Linked DNA regions of Homo sapiens: region 1 is linked to region 2. Evidence: read pairs that join two places in POLR2A ChIA-PET (ENCODE). Cell type or tissue: HCT116. All regions are shown on one strand. Region 1 overlaps PYM1 (PYM1 exon junction complex associated factor). Region 2 has its middle 12 kb from the start of RPS26.

Region 1 (5,000 bases), 130 kb after region 2:
TATTGTTTGTAAGGCTTCACTGTAAAGTTAGGCTTTACCCCCTTCCTTTCCATACTGTAGGGAAGTCACTATTGCCAGCCCACGCATAAGGAGTAGAGAGTTGTGCTCTCCTTAAAAAAAGAGATTAAGGGCTGGGCATGGTGGCATATGCCTGTAATCCCAGCACTTTGGGAGGCTGAGGCTGGAGGATTGCTTGAGGCCATCCTAAGCAACATAGCAAGACCTCTTATCTACAAAAAGATTTAAAAAAAAAACGAGCTGGGTAAGGTGGCACACACCTGTGGTCCCAGCTACTCAGGGAGCCTCAGAGGGGAAGATTGAGCCAGGGAGGCTGAGGCTGCATTGAGCCGTGATTGTGCCACTGTACTCCATCCTCAGTGAGAGGCTGTCTCAAAAAACAATTAAAAAAACACACTATTTGGCATTTTTCTGCCCAGGAGATTTTTTTCTTTTCCTTTATTAATTTATGTATATCAATATGGACTTATAGATGTGTATTTTATATGTTAGGTTATAATCCAATACTATTTTATTTGCTTTATTGCTCAAATGTTCCAGTTTTGAACATTGGGAACTCTTTTAGTTTTTTACTTGGCCCATCTCCCTTTGACATTTGCCATCATTGCAGGTATGATTTTGTTCTCTGCTCCAGTCCTGCGGTCTGCCATTTCTCCAAGAAGCCCTTGTTCTTTTTACTAAAGAGTAATGTTAAAAACTAAGATCTGATCACTAGGTGTTTTTATTTCTATGGGAGTATTTTTTTTTATTTATGGGAGTTTTATTTTTTTATGATTATTTTTATTATCATCTTTTACTTCTCTCTTGCCCTCCTCATGTATATCAGTTATCAAAATATCATTCTTTTATTCCTACTGCTGTTACCCTTATCCCATCTACAGTACTTGTTAGCTATATAGCCTTGGGAATCTAAGTCTTAGTTTTCTCATCAATGAAATTGGAATAACTCCTGCAACACAGGATTATTATGCGTATTAAAATTTAAATAAAGTAATTTACATGTTTGGCACATAAAAAGTGTCCAACACATTGTTCTATAATTATTACTATTATGTAAGGGTCATTGTATGGGTTAGAAGAAATTACTATATATGGCCAAGTACCAGGCATAGTACTTGGGCCATTCCAAGTGCCTGCTAAAATTCTAGTTTCTGTTGTTCTGCAAATATTACTGTGACCTCCTAAACTGGTCATCGTATTTCCAGTCCCTCTCTTGTTTCATTTCTACAGATACACTGCTACCAGATTACTGCTTCTTAAGTGCAAATTTAGTTATGTAATTTTTGTTCAATATTAATTCATCAACCCAGAGTCTGCTGTTATATATGGCATATATCTTTCTAAACTGTTTTAAACATAGCAGAACCAGATGGTATATACATTTTTATATCTTGCCTTTTCATTTAGCCTTATGAGGTAAATGTTTTTCCTTGCTATTAAAAACTCTGTAAACATCTTTTAAAATACTGGCAGAGTGTTTTATAGTTTGGGCATGCACCCTATCTTACTTTCTTCTGTTATTGGACTTTTAGATTGTTTTCAGAATTTTTATTATAAGAACACTAGAATGTTTTTGTGCATGCATCTTTTTCGGCATTTAGGGTTATTTTCTTTTTCTTTTTTTTTCTTTTTTTTTTTTTGAGACGGAGTCTCGCTTTGTCACCAGGCTGGAGTGCAGTGGTGCGATCTCTGCTCACTACAATCTCCACCTCCTGGGCTCAAGTGATTCTCCTGCCTCAGCCTCCCGAGTAGCTGGAATTACAGGCATGCACCCCCACTCCCAGGTAATTTTTGTATTTTTAGTAGAGATGGTGTTTTACCATGTTGTCTAGGCTGGTCTTGAACTCCTGGCCTCAAAGGATCGCCCACCTTGGCCTCCCAGAATGCTAGAATTACAGGCATGAGCCACCGTGCTCGGCCTGATTTTTTAAATTATCTGTAAGATGAGGTCTTGCTATGTTTCCCAGGCAGGTCTCCAACTCCTGGGTTCAAGTGATCCTCTCACCTTGGCCTCCTGAAGTGTTGGGATTATAGGCATGAGCAACTAGTTTTTCTTTTCCTTTTTTTTTTTTAAAGAGACAAGGTCTTGCTCTGTTGCCCAGGTTAGTGTACAGTGGCACAGTCATAGCTTGCTGTAGTCTTAACTGTTGGGGTCAAGCAATTCTCCTGCCTCCTCCTCCTGAGTAGCTGGTACTAGTACTACAGGCATGCGCCACCATGGCTGGCTAATTTTTGAATTTTTTTATAGAGCTATGTTGCCCAGGCTGTTCTCAAACTCATTTTCACAAGCAGTGCTCCCACCATGGCCTTCCAAAGTGGTGGGATTACAGGCATGAGCCACTGCACCCAGCCTAGTTTTTCTTTTTTCTTTTTCTTTTTTTTTTGAGACGGAGTCTTGCTCTGTCTCCAGTCACCCAGACTGGAGTGCAGTGACGCGATCTCTGCTCTGCCAACTGGGCTCAAGCTATTCTGCCTCAGCCTCCCAAATAGATGAGATTACAGGCACGCACCACTATGCCCAGCTATTTTTTTGTATTTTTAGTTAGAGATGGGGTTTCACCGTGTTGGCCAGGCTGGTCTCGAACTCCTGACCTCAGGTGATCTGCCTGCCTTGGCCTCCCAAAGTGCTGGGATTATAGACGTGAGCCACCATGCCTGGCCCCCAGCCTAGTTTTTCTAAGCACATATGCATATATAACATTAAGGTAAAATGACATATTTTGAATTATACTGTTAAGATTGGCTGTTATTTTCTAAAATATGAATCCTTGAAACACCTAGTAATCTTCTGAGATGTGACACAAAATAAATAACTAAAATAGAGGCCGGGAGTGGTGGCTCACGCCTGTAACCTCAACACTTTGGGAGGCTGAGGCGGGTGGATTGCTTGAGCCCAGGAATTCGAGACCAGCCTGGGCAACATGGCAAAACCTCGTCTCTACTAAAAATACAAAAAATTAACTGGGTGTGGTGACACACACACTCCTGTAGTCCCAACTACTTGGGAGGCTGAGGTGGGAGGAATTGCTTGAGCCTGGGAGGTGGAGACTGCAGTGAGTCAAGGTCCAGCTATTGCACTCCAGCCTGGGTGACAGTGACCTCATCTCAAAGATAAATAAAATAAAATGCAAATAATGTTTCTGTGCACAAATTTTGAGAAACACTGTAAACCATATTCCCATCTTGCATATGTACCTGAATAAGAACATAGTAACTCATTTAAGCCTTGCTGTTAAAAAAAACAAACGCAAAATCTTTTTTGGTGTTTAACCCAGAATTTCCCAAACTTATTTAACAATTTTTAGGGATAACCCCTGTTTAATATCTTATGGGAGTAGTATTTTACATAACAAAAGCTTTGGGAAATGTGATTAAATGATAGGACTACCTTTTTTATTTTTGTTTTTTTGAGATGGACGCTTGCTCTGTCGCCCAGGCTGGAGTGCAGTGGTGCAATCTCGGCTCAGTGCGACCTCTGCCTCTCAGGTTCAAGCGATTCTCCTGTCTCAGCCTCCCAAGTAGCTGGGACTACAGGCACGTGCCACCACGCCCAGCTAATTTTTGTATTTTTAGTAGAGACGGGGTTTCACCGTGTTGGCCAGGCTGGCCTCAAACTCCTGACCTCAGGTGATCCACCCGCCTTGGCCTCCCAGTGCTGGGATTACAGGTGTAAGCCACCATGTCCAGCCTAATTTTTAAATTTTTTATAGAGATGGAGGTCTTACCATCTTACCCAGGATGGTCTTGAACTCCTGGGCTCAAGTGATCCTCCTACGTCAGCCTCCTAGTGTGCTGGGATTACAGACGTGAGCCACCATGCCTGGCCTATTTGTTGATTTCCATTTTTATTTTAGATTTAGAAAATGTGCAGGTTTGTGGTTGGGCGCAGTGGCTCACGCCTGTAATCCCAGCACTTTGGGAGGCCGAAGCGGGCGGATCATGAGGTCAGGAGATTGAGACCATCCTGGTTAACACGGTGAAACCCCATCTCTACTAAAAATACAAAAGAAACTTAGCCGGGCATGGTGGCGGGCACCTGTAGTCCCAGCTACTCGGGAGACTGAGGCAGGAGAATGGCGTGAACCCGGGAGGCGGAGCTTGCAGTGAGCCGAGATCACGCCACTGCACTCTAGCCTGGGCGACAGAGCGAGACTCCGTCTCAAAAAAAAGAAAAAAAAAAAAAAGAAAATGTGTAGGTTTGTTACATGGGTATAATTATGTGATGCTGAGGTTTGGGGTATGAGTGATCCCATCACCCAGATAGTGAGCTTAGTACCCAATAGTTAAGTTTTTTTTTTGTTTGTTTGTTTGTTTTTTGTGATGGAGTCTTGCTTTGTTGCCCAGGCTGGAGTTCAGTGGTGTGATCTTGGCTCACTACAACCTCTATCTCCCGGGTTGAAGTGATTCTCCTGCCTCAGCATCCCAAGTAGCTGGGATTACAGGCATGCACCACCATGACCGGCTGAGTTTTGTATTTAGTAGAGTTGGGGTTTCACCGTGTTGGCCAGGCTGGTCTCCAACTCCTGACCTCAGGCGATCCATCTAGCTTGGCCTCCCAAAGTGCTGGGATTACAGGCGTGAGCCACTGTGCCTGGCCCCAGTAGATAGTTTTTAAACCCGTGCCCGCCTCTAATAATCCCCAATGTCTGTTGCTGCCATCTTTATGTCCGTGAGTACCCAGTGTTTAGCTCCTACTTATAAGTGAGAACATGCAGTATTTGGTTTTCTGTTCCTGTGTTAATTTGCTTAGGATAATGGCCCTCAGCTGCATCCATGTTGCTACAAAGGACATTATTTTGCTCTTTATGGCTGTGACAGACTACTTTTTATTTAATTAATTAATTTTTTTTTGTTTTGAGATGGAGTCTTGCTCTTGTTGCCCAGGCTGGAGTGCAATGGTGCGACCTTGGCTCCCTGCAACCTCTGCCTCCTGGGTTCAAGTGATCTCTTGCCTCAGCCTCCCAAGTAGCTGAGATTATAGG
Region 2 (5,000 bases):
TTTTGTTTTTTTTTTGAGATGGAGTCTAGCTCTGTTGCCCAGGCTGGAGGGCGGTGGTGTGATCTCGGCTCACCACAACCTCCGCCTCCCAGGTTCAAGCGATTTTCCTGCCTCAGCCTCCTGAGTAGCTGGGACTACAGGCATGTGCCACCACACCTGACTAATTTTGTATTTTTAGTAGAGATGGGGTTTCACTATGTTGGCCAGGCTGGTCTCAAACTCCTGACCTCATGATCTACTGCCTTGGCCTCCCAAAGTTCTGGGATTACAGGCGTGAGGCCCCACTCCCAGCCCTTTTTTTTTTTCTTTTTTAAGAGTCAGGATCTTGCTCTGTTGCCCAGACTGGAGTGCAGTGGCACTATCTTGGCTCACTGCAGCCTCGACCTCCCAGGCTCAAGGGATCCTCCCACCTCAGCCTCCCCAATAGCTGAGACTACAGTCATACACCACCACACCTGGCTAATTTAAAAAATTTTTTTTGTAGAGACGAGGTTTCACCATGTTGATCAGACTGGTCTGGGACTCCTGGGCTTAAGGGATCCTCCTGCAGCACTGGCATTACAGGTGTGAGCCACTGCACCTGGCAGTGGTTTGCTTTTTAAAATAATCAGCCTTCGCTGGGTGTGGTGGCTCATGCCTGTAATCCCAGCACTTTGGGAGGCAGAGGCGGATGGATCACTTGAGGTCAGGAGTTCAAGACCAGCCTGGCCAACATGGTGAGACACCCATCTCTGCTAAAAAAAAAAAAAAAAAAAAAAAAAAAAAAAATCAGCTGGGTGTGGTGGCACATGCCTATAATCCCAGCTACTTGGAGACTAAGGCAGGGGAATCGCTGAACCTGGGAGGTGGAGGTTGCTGTGAGCCAAGATTGCACCACTGCATTCCAGCCTGGGTGATAGAGTGAGACTCTGTCTCAGAAACTAAACTAAACTAAAACAATCAGTCTTGTTGCTGTGTGGTAAAAGAACTGTGGTGGACAAGAATAGAGGCAAGAAGGCCAGGTAGGAGGCCCCAATATAATCTAGGTGAGAGATAATGGTGGCCTGAACAAGTACCACAGCACTGAAAAAGAAATCTCTCTTCCATTTGCCCTCCAGTCACCCATTTCTTTTCCCTGGAGGCAACAACTGTTAATAGTTTCTTGAGAATCATTCTGGAAATATTCCATGCACAAACATAGCAAATGCATGTGTAATTTTTTTTTTTTTTTTTAGACGGAGTCTCGCTCTGTCGCCCAGGCTGGAATGCAGTGGCATGATCTTGGCTCATTGCAACCTCCGCCTCCAGGTTCAAGCGATTCTCCTGCCTCAGCCTCCTGAGTAGCTGGGACTACAGGCGTATGCCACCATGTCCGGCTAATTGTTTGTATGTTTAGTAGAGACGGTTTCACCATGTTAGCCAGGATGGTCTCAACCTCCTGACCTCCTGATCCGCTTGCCTCGGCCTCCCAAAGTGCTGGGATTACATGCTGTAATTGTTTTTTAAGAGGAGAATTTAGAAAGATTACTAGAAAACGGTCGGGCATGGTGGCTGACGCCTGTAATCCTAGCACTTTGGGAGGCTGAGGCGGGCGGATCACAAGGTCAGGAGATCGAGACCATCCTGGCCAACATGGTGAAACCCTGTCTCTATTAAAAATATAAAAATTAGGCCAGGCACGGTGTTTCACGCCTGTAATCTCAGCACTTTGGGAGGCCGAGGCAGGTGGATCACAAGGTCAGGAGTTCAAGACCAGCCTGGCCAACATGGTGAAACCCCTTCTCTACTAAAAATACAAAAATTAGTCGAGTGTGGTGGCGGATGCCTGTAATCCCAGCTACTTGAGAGGCTGAGGCAGAGGATTGCTTGAACCCGGGAGGCGGAGGTTGCAGTGAGCCGAGATCACGCAACTGCATTCCAACCTGGGCGACAGAGTGAGACTCTGTCTCCAAAAAAAAAAAAAAAAAAAAAAAAAATTAGCTGGGCGTGGTGGTGGGTGCCTGTAATCCCAGCTACTCAGGAGGCTGAGGCAGGAGAATGGCGTGAACCCGGGAGGCGGAGGTTGCAGTGAGCCAAGATCGCGCCACTGCACTCAGGCCTGGTGACAGAGCAAGACTCTGTCTCAAAAAAAAAAAAAAAAGAAAAGAAAGATTACTAGAAAATTAGCTGGGCATGGTGGCACATGCCTGCAATCCCAACTACTCGGGAGGCTAAGGCAAGAAGAATCGCTTGAACCCAGGAGGCAGAGGTTGCAGTGAGCTGAGATGGTGCCACTGCTCTTCAATCTGGCAAGAGTGAGACTCCATCTCAATAAAAAACCCCCAAGAAACAAAAACAAAAAAGAATGATTACTAGAAGTGTATCTTGTTTATAGAGTCATAGAGAGCTTGTTGTGTTTATACAGAAATGATTATCTTTCCTAGATAAAACTGTCCCTAGAGTAGAGGAGCAATTTACTACTCCAGCCCTAATCCTGTGCTGATGAAACAAGCCTTAGTTTTATAGTTTGGTCTCCTGAGTTAACTTCCCGGATAGGAGGGACTATCCCAAGAAAGTGACTGATGTTAGTTGTTTATTTTTTTTGAAATGGAGTCTCGATCTGTCGCCCAGGCTGGAGTGCAGTGGTGAGATCTCGGCTGACTGCAACCTCTGCCTCCTGGATTCAAGCAGTTTTCTACCTCAGCCTCCCGAGTAGCTGGGATTACAGGTGCCTGCCACCATGCCCGGCTAATTTTTCGTATTTTTAGTAGAGACGGGGTTTCACTTCTTGGCTAGGCTGGTCTTGAACTCCTGACCTCGTGATCCACCTGCCTCAGCTTCCCAAAGTACTGGGATTACAGGTGTGAGCCACCACGCCCAGCCTGGTTTACCTATTTATTTTGATCGTTATTTTAGAGTGTACTCTTTCTGCTTAAAAGAAACAAGTTGGTCAGGCACAGTGACTCATACCTGTAACCCCAGCACCTTAGGAGGCCGAGGTGGGTGGATCACCTGAGGTCAGGAGTTCAAGACCAGCCTGGCCAACATGGTGAAATCCCCATCTCTACTAAAAATACAAAAAATTAGCCGGGCATGGTGGCGCACACCTGTAGTCCCAGCTACTTGGAAGGCCAAGGCAGGAGAATCGCTTGAAGCCAGGAGACAGAGGTTGCAGCGAGTTGAGATTGTGCCATTGCACTCCAGCCTGGACAACAAGAACAAAACTCCGTCTCAAAAAAAAAAAAAAAGAAAAAAAAAAAAGAAACCAGTTAACTGTGAAACAGCCTCCGGCAGGTCTTTAGGAGGTATTCCAGAAAAAGGCATGTTATCACAAAAGGTGAGTGTTATTGCCCCTGAAGATCTTCCAGTGGGACAAGATGTGGAGGTGGGAGGCCCAGGCGGGTGGATTGATGATCCCGTCCCTGGGTAGGCCTAGGCTAATGTATGTGTTCATGTCTTAGTTGTCTTTTCCTTTTTTTTTGAGATGGAGTCTCGCTCTGTCACCCAGGCGAGAGTGCAGTGGCACAATCTCGGCTCACTGCAAGCTCTGCCTCCCGGGTTCATGCCATTCTCCTGCCTCAGCCTCCCGAGTAGCTGGGACTACAGGCGCCTGCCACCACGCCTGGCTAATTTTTTTGTATTTTTAGTAGAGACGGGGGTTTCACTGTGTTAGCCAGGATGGTCTCGATCTCCTGACCTCGTGATCTGCCCACCTCGGCCTCCCAAAGTGCTGGGATTACAGGCGTGAGCCACCGTGCCTGGCCTCTTTTCTTTTCTTTTGAGAAAAGGTCTTCCTCTGTTGCCCAAGCTGGAGTGCACTGGTGTGATCTCAGCTCACTGTAATGTCTGCCTCTGGGCTCAAGCGATCCTGTCACCTTACCCTTCCGAGTAGCTGGGACGAGAGAGGCACACGCTACCATACCTGGCTATTTTTTTTTTTTTTTTTTTTTTTTGTAGAGACAGGGGTTTCACCATGTTGCCCAGGCTGGTCTTGAACTCCTGGACTCAAGCAGTCCTCCCATCCTGGCCTTCCCAAAGTGCTGGGATTATAGGCATGAGCTACCGTGCCCGGACATGTCTTAGTTTTTATTTTTATTTTTTATTTTTTGAGACAGAGTTTTGCTTTGTCACCCAGGCTGGAGTGCAGTTGCGCCATTTCGGCTCACTGGAACCTCTGCCTCCTGGGTTCAAGCGATTATTGTGCTTCAGCCTCCCGAGTAGCTGAGATGACAGGTGCGTGCCACCATGCCTGGCTATTTTTTTGTACTTTAGTAGACACAGGGTTTCACCATGTTGCCCAGGCTGCTCTCGAATTCCTGGCCTCAAGCAATCCACCCACCTTGGTCTCCCAAAGTGCTGGGATTACAGGTGTGAGGCACTGCGCCCGGCCCATGTCTTAGTCTTTAATAATTTTTTTTTTTTTTGAGACAGAGTCTTGCTCTGTTGCCAGGCTGGAGTGCAGTGGCAGGATCTCGGCTCACTGCAACCTCTGCCTCCCAGGTTCAAGTGATTCTTCTACCTCAGCCTCCCGAGTAGCTGGGACTATAGACGCACACCACCACGCCCAGCTAATTTTTGTATTTTTAGTAGAGATGGGGTTTCACCATGTTGGCCAGGATGGTCTCAATCTCTTGACCTTGTGATCTGCCTGCCTCGGCCTCCCAAAGTGCTGGAATTACAGGCGTGAGCCACTGCACCCGGCCAAAAAAAATTTTAAGTAAAAAGATCAAGAATTTTTAAAATAGAAAAAAGCTTATAGAATAAAGATATAAAGAAAGAAATATTTTTGTACAGCTGTACAAAGTGTTTGTGTTTTAAACTGTTATTACAAAAGAGTTAAAAAGGTAAAACAGTTGATAAGTCTATAAAGTAAAATAATTATAGTAACCTGGTGCCAGAGGCAGTGGCTCGTGCCTGTAATCCCAGCACTTTCAGAGGCCAAGGTGGGAGGATTGCTTGAGCTCAGAAGTTCAAGACAAGCCTCCCCTGCTAGTTGAGTGAGATCTCGTGTCTACAAAAACAAACAAACAAACAAAAAACAA

What was found. Peaks named below come from ENCODE experiments on the same cell type or tissue, not always from the same donor. Only the 100,000 strongest peaks of a DNase experiment are listed, where the experiment ranks them.
Region 1: POLR2A ChIA-PET joins it to region 2 with 5 read pairs; 9 of 35 experiments call an interaction of 5 or more read pairs at or near these places.

What each region holds. Positions count from the first base shown.
Region 1 is chr12:55,917,295-55,922,294 of GRCh38, reverse strand. All of the region lies in intron 1 of PYM1 (PYM1 exon junction complex associated factor), which reads left to right. All of the region lies in intron 1 of LOC124902941 (a long non-coding RNA gene), which reads left to right. Among named protein-coding and RNA genes, the nearest start is that of PYM1, 8.1 kb to the left of the region's middle. In HCT116, no CTCF peak of the experiment used is centred here; a DNase peak (open chromatin) is centred at 3,054.
Region 2 is chr12:56,051,070-56,056,069 of GRCh38, reverse strand. No RefSeq gene overlaps it. Among named protein-coding and RNA genes, the nearest start is that of RPS26, 12 kb to the right of the region's middle. In HCT116, no CTCF peak of the experiment used is centred here; no DNase peak of the experiment used is centred here.